Regions from separate parts of the Homo sapiens genome. Here region 2 is linked to region 1. The links are chromatin loops, found by intact Hi-C in ENCODE. Cell type or tissue: IMR-90. All regions are shown on one strand. Each heading gives the region's core, and the rest is flanking DNA. Links, peaks and the distances in the headings are about the cores only.

What was found. A loop is a pair of places that touch in the nucleus more often than their neighbours do. Peaks named below come from ENCODE experiments on the same cell type or tissue, not always from the same donor. Only the 100,000 strongest peaks of a DNase experiment are listed, where the experiment ranks them.
Region 2: it touches region 1 in a loop (7-fold over the local background); 1 of 110 quality-filtered maps calls a loop at or near these places.

Annotation. Positions count from the first base shown.
Region 1 is chr4:128,354,447-128,362,375 of GRCh38, reverse strand. No RefSeq gene overlaps it. Among named protein-coding and RNA genes, the nearest start is that of LINC02615, 70 kb to the left of the region's middle. In IMR-90, for the core only: no CTCF peak of the experiment used is centred there; a DNase peak (open chromatin) is centred at 4,045; H3K27ac peaks cover 2,233 bases.
Region 2 is chr4:128,238,102-128,246,030 of GRCh38, reverse strand. No RefSeq gene overlaps it. Among named protein-coding and RNA genes, the nearest start is that of PGRMC2, 46 kb to the left of the region's middle. In IMR-90, for the core only: no CTCF peak of the experiment used is centred there; a DNase peak (open chromatin) is centred at 4,480; H3K27ac peaks cover 3,106 bases.

The DNA of each region.
Region 1 (7,929 bases), core at 1,167-6,166:
GTTGGATGGGATGAAATTGTGGAAGGTCTCATAAGGGTAAGAATGAGACTCGGTATACTAGCTTGCTATGGCTGTTGTAACAAATTGCCATTAACTCAGTGGCTTAAAACAACAAAAGTTGATTACCTTAAACTTCTGGAAGTCAGAAGGTAGAAATGAGTCTCACTGGGCTAAGATCAAGGTGTTGGCCAGACGGTGTTCCTTTCTGGAGACTGTAGGTGAGAACCATTTTCTGATCTTTTCCAGCTTTTTAGAGGCTGCCCTTATTCCTTGGCTCACGACCCTCTTCCAGCTTCAAAACCAGCAAGGGCTGGTTGAGTCTTCTTTACATCCCTATACTATCACACTTTCTTCTGCCTCCCTCTTTCACTTTTAAAGACCATTGTGATTACACTGGGCACACCCAGACAATCCAGGATAACTTCCCAATCTCAAGGTCAGCTGATTAGCAACATTGACTTTATCTGAACCTTAAATCCCCTTTGCCACGTAACCTAACATATTCACAGGTTCTAAGGATTTGGATACGACATCTCTGGGGGGCCATTATTCTGCCCACCACACTCAGTAACTACTTGGAAACCTCTATCCAGCTCTTAAGCCTTAAATGCCACCAGGAAAACATAGAGCTCCAGACTGAGCTGCCCTAAATCACCCTCTCTGAAATCTTGCACAACTGAGTCATGATGAGGTTTTTTGTTTTTTTTTAATTTGCCTTTGTGCATAAAATATTGTTGGGGCCCAGCACTCTTGCATTGTGCCACTCTGCTGCCTATATGCACACAAAAAAATGTAACAGCAGATATTCTTGTAACACCTTAATCACATACACATACACAGATAACATGACAATTTTGAGTCTTTCTCTGTGTATAGATGAGGTTGGCCCTGAGAAATGGGCCAGTTGTCATACTGTGGGATGCCCACATGCATAATATTTTAAATTATTTTAATTTGCTTAACTGGATCTGGTTCCTATTAACATGGTAGGAGGCACTGTGATTCCCATGACACTGACAGGGCTGTGTGAGTCTCTCACTTTTGTATAACACTAATTAATCATGACAATACAACTATCTCAAATGCAGTTATCATCTTTCTTAGAGCTCAGAGTTTCACAGAATTTATCCTTTTTCTTTCAAAAATATTCCTACAGGGTTACCAGCCGCAGGATCACTATTTGAGATTAAAATAAGAAATAATTTTCTTACATCAGTGAAAGGCAAAAAGAAATTTATAAATGCAATGCTCTAACTGAAAAAATAATCACATCTTTTATTTCCAAATATGCAAATTGTGAATTGAAAGATGTTTAAGTGAAGATTTCTGAAGTTAACTTACCTCTATCTTCAAAGTATAGGCGACCATGTCTTCATTCACTCATTCTTTCAACACATATTTCATATAAACTTTCAGATATGAGATACCATTCCCTAGAACCCACAAGACAGATTCAACAAGACAATGTCAATGTCCTCAAGGAGCTTACTGTTAGTAGGAGACAGACCATACACTTTTAACAAACATATGAACAAATAAATCATCTTTCAGATAATGACGAGTGCTCTGAATAACAACAACAAAATAGTGCCAGGTAAAAGAGAGAGAATGTGAGAGATAATAGAAAAAAGGTTATTTTAGTTTGGATGGTCAGGGAAGGCCTACGCAGATATTTGAATAAGGAGCAAGGCATGTGAAGAAATGAGAAAAGGGTGAACATGCCAATTTGATTCCATTTAACAATTTTTTTTTTTTTGAGGCAGAGTTTCGCTCTTGTTGCCGAAGCTGGAGTGCAATGGCGTGATCTCGGCTCACCACAACCTCCACCTCCCAGGTTCAAGTGATTCTCCTGCCTCAGCCTCCCGAGTAGCTGGAATTATAGGCGCTTTAGTGCCACCACATCCGGCTAATTTTTTATATTTTTAGTAGAAACGGGGTTTCACTATGTTAGCCAGGCTGGTCTCCAACTCCTGACCTCAGGTGATCTACCTGCCTCGGCCTCCCAAAGTGCTGTGGTTACAGGTTTGAGCCACTGCACCCGGCCCATTGAACAAATATTAATTAAGCATAGACTATATGCCAGTCATGGTTTTTGGTGCTGGAGAGAAAGCAAGTATAAATAACCTGCTTACAACAGAACAAGCCTGAATAGATCAAGAAACGAACAAAAATGTAGCATTACGTTGCGTCCATAAATGTCTTTACCGAACACATTTACCCTCTAATTATCTGACAAACGATATAATTATCAAAAGCACAAAATCTTAGTGGTAGAGGTCAGTTAAACTATCTCTCTTCCTAAACTTGGTTTTCAAATTTTTGCAATAGAACTATTTGTTTAAATAAAATAGTATGTGGAATTCCAACATAAACAAATAAAAGTGGTCTGCTCCAGGGAAGGACTGTGAAAGTCCACAGTCCTACCTATTCTCCCTCCCCTCAAAGCCCCTACCACCATTTTGCAGCAATGTTAATTTACTGGTTTTGATCACTGGATCATTTGATCATGGTTGTGTAAAATATTAACATCAAGAGAAGCTGGGTGAAGGATATATGGGAACTCTGCATACTAGTTTGCAACTTTTCCGTAAGTCTAAAGTTACTTCAAACTAAAAAGTTGAAAGAAAAGTAATCCTACCATGATCACTACTGGCAGCCCACCTTAGGGCGCTGGAGACACCAGCTGACATCATTAACCTTGATCATGCTGGGCTGGTTTAGCCTATTTACTAAGGACCTTCAGAAGAGGGGAATTCCTTTCTAGGTAGCCTCATCTGGTTTTTAACCATTCTCAACACCAGAAGATTCTTTCCTATGACTCTTTCAATCTCTAAGATAAACCCACTTTTTCAAGTTTTGTCATCAGTGGAAAATTAATTTGTCTTCTCTAAAAACCTTGTGATACATTTATAGACCTTGTAATTTTTCATCAACTTTCTTTCCACAAATTAAGAGCAATGCTTTCATCTTTTCTCATGGGTCTTCTACTTCCATTTTTGAATCATTCAGAAAACTCTGCACTGCAAGTATTTTTTTACCTTCTTAAACTACGGTGTTTAGAGCTCATCACTGGATTTTAAATAAATAAAAGAGGCCTCAGCCAGTATCAAATACCTTGGGTAAAAGGGTTGTATTATCACTCAGACTTTATACACATTATTGCTATTGGATATTACTGCCTTAACAACCTCTCTACATTACCATATTTTGTTTTTTCTTACACATTTTTTCACACTGCTTATGACAGTCATTAAGCCAAGTGCCCCAGGCATTTGCTCTTAACCAATGAACAGCCAGAGCCAGACTGGAAACTTCAAGTCTTTCAGCAAGTCACAAAGTGCCAAAAATGCTCTCTCGCCAGAAGACAAATTTCCTGAGTTAGAGAAAGTAGAAATTCGTTCTGATCTCATTCACCTGAGATCATTCAACAGTCAGATAAGTGAACTGATTGAGTCTGTGACCCTGTCTGTTGGACCTCTCCTTGCTTTAGTTCCCTGCCTGAAAAGCAAGGATAAGAGTGTTTACCAACTTTGCACGGGTGTTGCAAGAGTTGATTAAGGCTTATATGGCACCATCTGATGACAGTCTCTGTGGCTGTGCCACTCAAGTTGTCAAAGGCTGTGAAATGCCCGTGTGCCTCAAGGGCACTCCGTTAAAGCTCAATATCACAACTCTAGGTGACTTGCTGTGGACCATAACTAGAATATGACCCAACTGTACTTTCAGACATGCATGCCGAGCGCCAGTAAGGCTACCATCCAAAGCTGAAAAGCAGTTTTTCTAATGCTGCAGGCTCATGCACAAGGCACCAAAATAGCACCAGAAATACTATACCCATATTGCTTTATCCTAGACATCTGACACTTATAAAGCTGATGCCAAATTTCTTGTCACATATGTGTCTGGAAGCCTTCGTGCTGAGAGGCATTTCTTATCTTCTGACATTTCAGAGAGCTGCATAAAGCTAGACAAGCACAGAGCCTCCTTCTAAAAGGCATGAGGCAGAGGCGAGCATTCTTTTCAGATGACCTCTGAAACCCTCATTGGAGGAGATCCAAGACACCCTTCAGCACATCTGTAATCCTCAGGATATTCCAAATGTTTGAATGTGCAGCTTCCAGTTAGTAACAGCCAAACTACCCTGGCTCTCCAAGGTCATCTGAAAACAATTTGCCCATCAGCCAAATGAGAAAATGCTATTGTAAGCAAACCAATCATAAGATCAGACAATCCTCAGGGGCCCAGGGCCCAGATGCTCTGCCTCTGGTGACACAGGCCACCCCATCTATTACACTCGGGCTTCTGGTTGATGCTAATGACTGTTGTGACTGACACCCCCAAACAGAAACAAAACTAGGATATTTGGATGTGATACAATAATAGACAATTTCTAGTGATTCCTTTCTCTTCTCACCTTACCTACGCAAATGCCTGACAAAGTGGGTGCCGTGTAGACCTCCCCCACAACTGCCAAAGAGCAGAGGGTTCTAGTAGGAAAGTCCCCTAAAGCAATGTGTGTCAGAGTAACCTGGTTTTAAATGCAAATTCCTGGACCTTATTCCAGACCTTTGAATTAGAACCTCAGGCAAATGGGATCCAAGAATCTACATTTTGAACAAATTCCTCAGATGATCTTTTTTTTAACTTTTTATTTTCCCAGATAATTTTTATACACACTAAAATTTTCAGAAATCTGATGGAATTTTCAAGTAAATTAAAATTCATACAAACCCTCAGCTCATTGGGAGGGTTTCTGGCCACAGGCCTATATTTAGTGGTCATTAAGCCACTACTCTAAACACCCACAGGCAAACCACTCTGTGCTCAAGAGGAAGGAACAAGTTTCATGATTTCATCCTTCTCTCAGCCTCACTGTTCACGCTCCTCTTTTGGAACAATAGGCACTGCCATATGATGCTTCTGGCACCAGTTGCCTTGTATTGTTTAACTTTTTGTGTTCGTTTTTTATTGCTGCCATAACAGATTACCACAAATGTGGCACAAATTTATTATCTTACAGTACTGTAGGTTAGAAGTCCAATACAGAAGTCACTGGGCTAAATTCAAGGTGTCAGCAGAACTAGGTTCCTTGCTGGAGGCTCCAGGGGTAAATCTGTTTTCGTGCCTTTTCCAGCTTATAGAGGCCACCCACACTCCTTGGCTCATGGCCCTCCTCCATCTTCAAAGCCAGAAATGCTGCATCTCTGATTCTTCACATCTCCTTCTGACTCTCTTCTTCTGCCTCTCTTCTCCACTTTTAAGGACCCTTGTGATCATACCAGGGCCACCCAGATAATACAGGATAACTTTCCTATCTCAAGGTTCTTAAGATGTGATTACATATGTGATTACATTTCGAAAGTCCCTTTTTCCAAGTAAGGTAATGTTTTCACAAGTTCCAGCGATCTAAGATATGGATATCTTTAAGGGGCCATTATTGTACCTACCACAACTTTCACCTGTAATATGAAGGATGTCTTCATTTGGGCTCCTGCAAAAGCAGACCCTGAGACTAGGATTTGAGTAGAAGTCCCACGAAGCCCAGTAAAGGAGTGGGGCAGTCAGGTAGTAAGGGAGGAAAGCAAATAACTTGTGAGTTAAATGAGCAGGATACTACTACAGGCAACTAGACTAAATTCTCCTAGGGACTGTGTACAACACACATTAGAATAGTCCCACCTCGGGGAAAGGAAACTGGAGCATTTATCCACCAGTTCCCATCATTTTGTAGTTAGGGGTCACATTAACTCCCAGTGCACTTCCAGCACTTCATGCTTCCCTGCCTGTGAACGGGCTCCACAGCTAGCAAATATTCCTGGTGGAGACACTCAACAGGCTATAAACTTGTTCCATCTGAGAGACCTCCGGAGTGGACCAAGAAGATATGAGTGGGTCATCAACAGCATCTGAATCAAGGGGGTTGGTGTTTGAGCCAAGTGTGGCATTACGTCTCAAAAGTTTCAATGCTCATATCCTTTGACCCAGCAAATCCACGTCCAGGGAATGCGTGCTAAGAGTATAACTGCAGACAGGTGCAATGATTGCTTATAATATTTTAAGGAATTAGAAATTATTTAAATTCCATTAATAAGGGATTAGTTGAATAACTTATGGTGATACAATTGAACATTCTGCTACATTTGGATATAATTAGGTGGGTCTACATTTATTGATAGGGAAACCAGTTCCTGACATACTGCTGAGTGGAAAAAAAAAAGCAGGTTACAAATAGTAAGCATATTATAAATCCATTTATGTAAAATTATGTATGTATAATATATATGTGTGTGTATGTATAGCAAGATGTCTCAAAGAATGTTCATCAAAACTCTAACAGTAGTTATTTCTAGGAAGCAGAATTTCTCATCCTTTATACTTTCTTCTTCATGCATCTCTGTATTACAAAAAAATTTACAATAAACAATGTATTGTTTATTAATCAATTACAAAGACACTTGCAATTTTTTTAAAAAAGAATTCAAATTTGCCCTAAAAGATAAGCTTCTATTTAGTTCTAATATGATAATGTCAATTATCATTATACATCTCCATTTTAAAACTACATGATGCTGAGGACCCCCTTGTATTACACAAAATGCTTAGGGCATATTTGGAACACAGCAGGTACTTAATAATAATTGACGTTCATCAGTATGAAATTCAATAAAACAACACACGGAACAAACTGGGTCATGGTAAAATTTTCACAATGCATGGGATGACTCCCTAGGGAGCTGAGAGGCCTGGCGTGGCCTTATCAGGCAGGGGCCTGCTCTGGCAGACAAGGAAGGCCTGCCCTTGCACAGACACACCCATGCCATCCCAGAGATAGCATCAGAGCCCTGCTCATCTTAGGTAGAAGTGAAAACAAAGGCAACTGTAGGCTTGCAGTTTTATAGCATGAACGAGACAAGTGGAATCTGTGTTAATCTGTTAGAAATTAACTCAATGGTTTGTCTCCTGAAACTCTAGGCCTTCCTTGCAAGAGCACTCCACTTCCTGTTATGCACAATGGCAAAGCTGACTGGAACTGCCCAGAGGAAGAACAAGTGGAAGAGTAAGTCACGGTGTGCCCATAGGGCAATAGAAATTTAAAAGAATATTTAGGTGTGGGACTTCACATCCATGCCTCTTTTTCATGTCTAATAGGGAAAATGTCTCACCTGCTCAGGTTGCTCTTGGACTCTCATTTGTTGCTCAGAATCTAAATAATGAGCAAATAGAGGGAAAACAGAAGAGTGGAGAAATCCCCGTTTGTGTATATATTAAAGAGCTGAGAGAGGCAGCAAGAGGAAGGAGGGAGAGAGACCAGAAAATCATGTGGAATAGGTGCCAGGGAGTTTGGGGTTTGTGAGATAATAGTTGGAGATTAAGAGCTTTGGGGATCACCTGATATCCATATGGAAGAAAATGAAGATAACAGTAAAGTAGATTTTAAGATGCTTTTTCTATAGTAAGAATGCATACCCCACACTAACATCGAATTGTATACTTTAAATGGATGAATTGTATGGTATGTAAATGACGCCTCAATAAAGCTGTTTTTTAAAAAAGAATACTCCGTTCCAAAAAAAAAAAATGCACACTCCACTTTGGCAGTTTACTGAGAGACTGCAAAAATATTTGAAGAATCCTAATTACCATTTAGATACCAGACCATTCCTTTGAATTCATTCTTTCACAGAGGCTGAGTCATGTGGAACTTCAACTATGTTTAGGTTCTGGTAGGTTAGAGAAAGGACCCTTAAGATCCTCTAGTCTAATGCTCTCATTTCAAAGGTGAGGAAATGAAGCCACAGAGGTTAAATAAGTCTGCACTGTCACACAGCAGCAAAGCTGGGAACTATGGAGGTCTGATCTCAGGTCTTTCGAAATGCACCATTCCACCCCCATGTGATGCTCTTCCTGCTTTTGTTTACAGAAAGAAAC
Region 2 (7,929 bases), core at 1,472-6,471, 120 kb after region 1:
AAGAACGTTAGGGATTTCATCTCTCATCAATCACAATTCATTGTTTGGCATTTGAATTTTCCTCCCTATTTCATCACTTTATAACATGACTGAGGAAAATTTAAAAAACAACAACTTGATTTGAAAGTCAGAGTCACATGTATTTAACCCTTCCCCAAATATAGTTGTTTCTCATATCCCAGCTTGGAAAGGTAGCATCACAGAAAATTGCATTGACTTCAACATGAAGTGGTCTTAGGTTAACTGCTTTGGAGAGGAAAGGAAGAGAGAGAGAGTAAGGATTTATCAGCTGCAAAAGCTGAATAGTCATTTGGATACCAGTGGTGTCACATTTGCCTAACATCTGGGGACATGACTGACCTTTTTTCTAAGCATTTGTATTAGTCCATTTTCATGCTGCTGATTAAGACATAACCCGGACTGGGAAGAAAAAGAGGCTTAACTGGACTTACAGTTCCACATGGCTGAGGAGGCCTCAGAATCATGGTGGAAAGCAAAAGGTACTTCTTACGTGGCAGCGGCAAGAGAAAATGAGGAAGAAGCAAAAGTGGAAACCCCTGATAAACCTATCAGATCTCGTGAGACTTATTCACTACCACGAGAATAGCACAGGAAAGACTGGCCTCCATGATTCAATTACCTCCCCCTGGGTCCATCCCACAACAGGTGGGAATTCTGGGAGATACAATTCAAGTTGAGATTTGGATGGGGACACAGCCAAACCATATCAGCATTTATATTCATATAGCTATACCTGTAGAAATATTGTAGAGCTTATGGTCCAGAATCTGTAGACAAACTGCCTAGGTATAAATCCTTGCTCCATCACTTATTAGCTGTATGACTGGGCAAGCCACTTACCCTCTCCGTGCCCTAGTTCTCAAATTTGTAAAATGAAGATAATAATAGTGCCAGATTTGTAGATTTGTTTGGAGGATCAAATGAGTTCATGCATGTGAAGCACTTAGAACAGTGTCTAGCACATCATAAGCACTATAAACTATTAGCTATTATCATCCTCCTCTTTTTTTCCTAACATCAATGGCATCCTACTGTATGTTATTCTGCAGACTTGTTTGTTTAATTCATTAATGTATTTTGGAAATAGTTCCACAGTATTACAGGTAAAATTTGCCTCTTTTTTTTTTAACTACTTCAAGTCTAATTTTCCATATAATGATTTCAAACCGTTCCTTAGTACCTAAAAGAAATGTCTACATTTACCACAACAGCTTACCTCTTTTGATTCAGTGAACTAAAGTAGGGGGGAAGTGCATGATAAACTAAAATGTGTTATGGAAATGTTAATGTATGTCTGTCTTTACCAGGTGTCCAATGGGGAAGGAGGTGAGAAGCGTCTGCTTTGCCTGGGACTGACCCATTACCACTCATGGTAGCCTCCGTTCATCTTTGAGTCTTGCTTGCATTTCCTAAAGACAGTGACTCACCAGAGATGCACAGCAGAGTAGCAGGGAAAGCTACCATTCTCTGACTGTCCTACCTCTCCCTGCCAGCAACTTAAGTTGCTGCTTCACTACTTTGAATGAACCTACATGTGTAGGGTTGTTTTGGTTTTTGTTTGGTTGTTTTTTTGCTTGTTTGTTTCTTACAAGCTCAAAGAGTGGAAGCTGCATGTGTATTTAAAGAAAGGCAAGGGGAGGTCTATGATTGACATGGTAAGGTGACAGGCACATTGGGGACCTGCTTTCAGAGTCCACTTCCAGGGCATAGCCTCCTCCAGACCCAGAAAGGATTAGGAACCGCTGCCACTTCATCTCGTGCTCTTGGCATCCATGCTGTACGGGTCTTTCACACCTCAAAAACTGGGGAGGACAAAATAAAAGGGCACTGTGGCAGGGGAGAGTGGGAGACGCCTTCCTCTGATCTTCTCAGCATTCATTCCCCTCAGGCTGTCCCTCAGGTGGTCTTTCTGCTGCCACAGCACCTGGTACAGGGCCTGGTACCAAGCAGGCATGCCACAAATGTTTACTGATTAAAGCAATAAATTGATTGAACCTTCACTTACCTTATCAGGACAAAGTGTATTTGACATTTTTAAAAGGTTGGGGAAGGGGTTCTGCTAGCAACATAGACATTTAAAAGCAGAAAAACATCTAAGATAATAGAATTATGTGAGGAAAAACGAAATTTTTTTGTGTGTTTTTAAAGGTATCAGGAGAGGAATACACTAGAAGGAAAAAAATAACCTGGAAAGGATAGCGATTTGCTGACGGGCACTCTAACAACCTAAAAAGACATGACTCGCTCCCAGCACCTGTTGGCCTTGGAAGCTTCTGATAAAGTGCAGCACGCCTTGGGTAGAAGTCCTGCTGGGGGCTGATTCCTGGAGGGGAGTGAGCAGGGCTCCAGAAACGGACTCAGAGGCTGCTGAAGGGAGGCCCACCCAGAGGGCCAGAATTTCCAGCCCCTGTTCCTTTTCAGGGCAAGCTCCAGGGACCTGCAATTCCTTTTGTGATTCATTCTCAGAAAAACTTTTCTGCCCTTATTTTGCCACATGGCCACCACTGCATTCTCCTTGACTTTGACAGCAGGACTCCACACCACCCTGGGCTTCTACCTCAGGCCTCATAGTTTCTTCCTCAGCCAACGCAAGAGTGGCTGCCCCAGCTTTTGTGGGCCTCTTCTTTCCTCGCTCCCATACACACCTGAGCAATCTCTGCCACTCCCCTGACTGTCACCTCCATCTTTGGACTGATGACTCTGTCCCAGGCACAGACCTTAGTGCCCTTGGCCCACTGAGTCCCTCCTCGTGATGGCCCACAGGTTCCCCCGGTTCAGTGTGTTCAAGGCATTCATCAGCTTCTCCACTAAAAAAGAAAACAAACCATCTATCCTCTGGCCTTCCCGTTTGCCAACAGCACTGTCCTCAGTCACCCACGCCAGAAACCTGGAGTCTTCCTTGGCCCATGCTCTCTACTCCACACCCACCCACCCACCCACCCACCCAGCTCTGCCAAATATAACTCCTCATCATCTTAGAAGGCCTCTCCAATTCTTCACCTCCCACTCCCTCTCAGGGATCTGTCCCCGCAGTTCCATATATTCTCTTAAGCACACATTTAAGATCGCTCCACTGACAAAATGGCTCTCTTTCCAATGGTTCCCTGTCCCCAGAGGACAAATTGCAAGCTGTTAGCATTACATTCATGGCCCTTCATCACTGGGCCTCCACTGCCATCTTCAATCTGATCTCTCATCATGCGCTCCAGGTGGTACAGTGCCCTAGGCCCTCTCTTGCCTCTGCACCTTTGCACATCTCATCTCATCTTCTAGGAAATCTCTCAACCTTTGCCTAGCGAATTCCAAACTTTTTCTTCAAGACTGAGTCCAAGGATCCTTTTCTTCAAAAAGCCTTTACTAACACCACTCCCATGAGCCCTCTGGGGTGAGGTGTGCCTCATCTGTTCTCCCCTGCTATGCTCACCTACCTCTGTCATAGCATGGCCACCCTGTGTCATCAGCATCTAATCTATTGTCTCTTTCCTCCCTCTCTTAGACCCTCCCCGCGTTGCCTGATCTGTTAAGAGCAGAAATTGACTATCTTTGTGCCTGCTGTGGTTTGAATGTTTGTGCCCCTCCAGATTTCATGTTGAAACTTAATCCACAATGCAGCAGCATTAAAATGTGGGGCTATAAGGAGGTGATTAGGCCATGGGGCTGGAGCCCTCATGAATGGATTAGTGCCTTATAAAGGGCTTGCAGGGGCAAGTTTGCCCTTCCACTCTTCTGCCCATGAGGACACAGTGTTTGTCCCCTTTTCGCTCTTCTGTCCCTTCTGCCAAGTGAGGACATCTGGACGGTACTGTCTATGAACAAGTGGCCTTCACCAGACACTGAACCTGCCTTGATCTTGGACTTCCCAGCCTCCAGAACTGTGAGAATATAAATTTCTGTTTTTCATAAATTATTCAGTCTCATGTATTTGGTTATAGCAGCACAGGAAGACTAAAACAGTATCCCTACCCCCAGGACAGTATCTGCTCACTTAGTGAGTGCATCAATAAATTTCACTGAATTACGACTGTCCTAAAACAACACTTATTCCTTAGATTAGCTCCAGAAACACAGAAGCCCCTGACAGTGCTCCAAAAGACATAGAACCTGAGGCCAGGATCACTTCAGCTTCTGCCAGGGAAAACCCCCCTTTTTGAGGCTGGGTCAGAAACAGTCAGCCTGTGAATATTTTAGGAATGAGAGATGAGGCAGATCCCCCTGGGGCATTTTGACATTTTGCCATCCACCAAGCTGGGAAGTATGCCTCATTCTTAACCAGATGGTCTTTGAGCTGGTATTTCTGCCCAGTCACATGTCTGAGTTGATGCAATTGTGTTCCAGAGGTCATAAGAGAAAAGCTGCTGGCGAATGTATCTGAAAGAGGCAGCCCCTCGTTTTTGTTTCTGTGGCAAAGGTTTTCACAACAATCAGCCTTCTCAAGAAGTGTACACACAGCTTGCCTGACCAGACCATGGTGGGAGACACAGCATGAGCTGTGGTCAGGTGGAAAACATCACAGACAGCTCAGAGGATGACACACGTACACTGTGCCTTATGAGAAATAAGAACAGAAATCTGAGTCCTGGAGAGTTTTCAAGTGGATCCCAAGACCAAATGGTGTGGTTCTTCATCCAAATGTAAAGAGTAAAGAAACAAGATGGACTATTCCACTGGGCCCATCTTGTTTCTTTACAACAGAGGGATATTTGAACTTTTCATTTTTGTAAGAGGTTCTGTAAATGTGTCAGTTAAGAGTTCAGAATGAAAGTGGAAATGGTGTGCTATCGATGATGGCTTCCCTTGCTTACACCTTGCAGCGCTCACATTGATCTAGCCCAAAGAGTTTGCAGAAAGGAGGTCGGCAGCAAATTAGGGATCCAATCTGTCCCCTACACCACATCTCAGAGTCCCCAGAGAATCCTGGGGAGGACAGGGCTGGTCTGATGTGTTAGCAGAGACAAAAGCCAGGCTACTCCAAGAGAGGCCAAAAGAGCATTTTTCAAATGAATTTTTTCCCTGCCTTCATTCCCCACCCACAGCCTTGTCCCTGAAGTGGCAAGTTAGTTCCACAAGGCTTCTGTGGGCTCACGGCATCAGTGCCATTGCTCTGTCATCAACCCCTTCATGTTAGCATCCACCAAAATAAATTCCCTTTTGGTTGTCCACTGTTGCTGTCTCCTCAATGGTATCTCCAACCACGCAGCCTATGCTGCAGCCACTGATATAATAGTCTCCCCGCTTCCTAGCTGTGAGGCCCCTCCAGATCTCCTGTTCTCAGGCTTTTGCCAGCCACTCTTCCAAGCATGCTGAGCATACAGGACATCCCTCAGACTGCCAGAGCCCCACCTGATCTTCCCTGCCACAGTGGCCTCAGGAATGCCCTGTGGGCCTTGCTACTTCTCACAAGCAAGTGGACTCTCCCAGCTTGTCTCTATAAGCTGATCTGACTTGGCTGGAGGATGAAGGGGCACAAGGGTGATATAGGACCCCTTCTTTGGGACTCCAACCAATAGCTCACTTTCTTTCCTATTGAACTCTTCTCCGCATTCCCCAGCCTAGTAAGTTTTTCGACAAAGTTGGGCTACCGGGGATAACGAGACTATGCTCTTGTTCTGTTCTAGGTTCGACAACTATTGTTTTTTGTTTCCTTGGTTTATTTTTTCAAGACATAGCCTCACTCTGTTGCCCAGACTGCAGGGCAGTGGTGTGATCTTAGTGTTCACTGCAGCCTCAACCTTCCAGGCTCTGGCGATCCTCCTGCCTCAACCTCTGAAGTAGCTGGGACCACTGGCAGGTGCCACCACACCTGGCTAATTTTTAAATTATTTGTAGAAATGGAATCTCACTATGTTACCCAGGTTGGTTTTGAACTCCTGGGCTCAAGTGATCCTCCTACCTTGGTCTCCTAAAGCGCTGGGATTAAAGGAATGAGTCACTGCACCCAGTCTGATGTCTATTGTTTAGACCAGGATTTCAGTTCAGGACTGAAAACATCTAGGCTCTCAGAACTCAAAGATTCTTTTTCTTTCCAGTCAACTAACTCTGTCTTGAGTTTCAAAACTCAGTATCTTTAAATCAACTTTATTGATATATAAGTAACATACAACAAATACATTCATTTTAAGGATACAGTTCAATGACTTTTGACAATTATATATACTAATGCAACCATTACCACTGTGAAGAGAAAGAATATTTTTCTCACTCCAAAAAGTTCTCTCTTGCCTAGGTTGCCTGATCTTAAGTAACCACTGATCTGCTCTCACTTTAGATTAGATTTGCCTTTTTCTTTAACCGATATGTTATGTTTTGCTTTTTTCACTTACTATAATGTTTTGAGATGTATCCACATTGTTTCATGCATGTTGTTGCAATAAAAACTTTATTCCTTTTTATTGTTGACTAGTATTCCTTTGTACACATATACCACAGCTTCTTCATTCTTTCACCTGTCTGGGTTATTTCTTATTTGCAGCTATTATTAATAAAACTTCTTTGAATAAATCTTTACATGGACAGAAGTTTTTACTTCTCCTGGATTAATACTTAAGAATGGAATTGCTGTTATGAATGGTAAGTGTGTGTTTAACTTAATAAGAAACTGCTAAATTGTATTTCCAAAGTAGTTGTATCATTTTATATTTCCACCATAGTATATGCAACTTCCAGTTGCTCCATATCCTCACTAACATTCAGTACTACCAGGCTTCTCAATTTTATCCATTCTGGTAGGTGGACATATTGTAATATCACATTGCATTTCCCTGGTGAATAACGCATTTGAGCATCTTTTCCTGTGCTTAATGGTGATTTACACATTTCTTTAGTGAAGTATCTGATAAAATCTTTTGCCCATATTTAATTTCCTTGTCTATCATATTATGAGAGTTGTTTTGTGTTTTGTAGCTCTCTTAGGATTTTCTACATAAACAATCATGCTAACTGCAAGCAAAGATAGTTTTGCTTCTTCTCTTCCATTCTTGATGACTTTTCTTTTTCTTGCCTTACTGTGCTAACAACCTCCAGTACAATGTTGAATTCGAGTGGTTAAGAGCAAGCATCCTTGCGTTGTTCCCAATTTTGGATAGAAAACATTTCAACCTTTCACCATTAAGTAAAATACCGCTGCAGGGTTTTTGTAGAACCCCTTTGTTAGGTTGAGGAAGTTTCCTTCTATTCCTGGTTGGCTGAGAGACTATCTCTCATGAAATATTATTTATGGGCCAGGCATGGTGGCTCATGCCTGTAATCCCAGCACTTTGGGAGGCCAAGGCAGGTGGATCATGAGGTCAGGAGTTCAAGACCAGCCTGGCCAATATGGTGAAACCCCGTCTCTACTAAAAATACAAAAATTAGCCAGGCATGGTGGCGCACACCTGTAGTCCCAGCTACTCTGGAGGCTGAGGCAGAAGAATCACTTAAATCAGGGAGGCAGAGGTTGCAGCGAGCTGAGATCGTGCCACTGCACTCCAGCCTGAATGACAAAGTGAGACTCTATCTCAAAAAAAAAAAAATATATATATATATATAAAATTTATATTCATTACAGCTTCTAAATGATGGTAGTTAGTAGGCAGACTCCTAGATCTTATTGTTTAATGAGTTAACAATTAGGCCTTTATATTAATATGTAATAATTTTTTAAATGTTTGATACTATATTTCAATATAATTTATTTTCTTCTGTAATAAAGGAGGCCTATTCTAGAGACTATGCTATGTCAAGTCATCAAGTCCATCAGAGTGGTGTGCAGGAATGGCACAGTCAAGCACTTTTGTTTATCCAAATGACAATGGACTAGAAGGCTTTGAGAAGGGGGGGCTCAGAATCAATTTCTGTTTACAAAATGGTATATATATATATATATATAATTTTTGTGTGTGTATATTTATATGGCATACCATATACAATGGT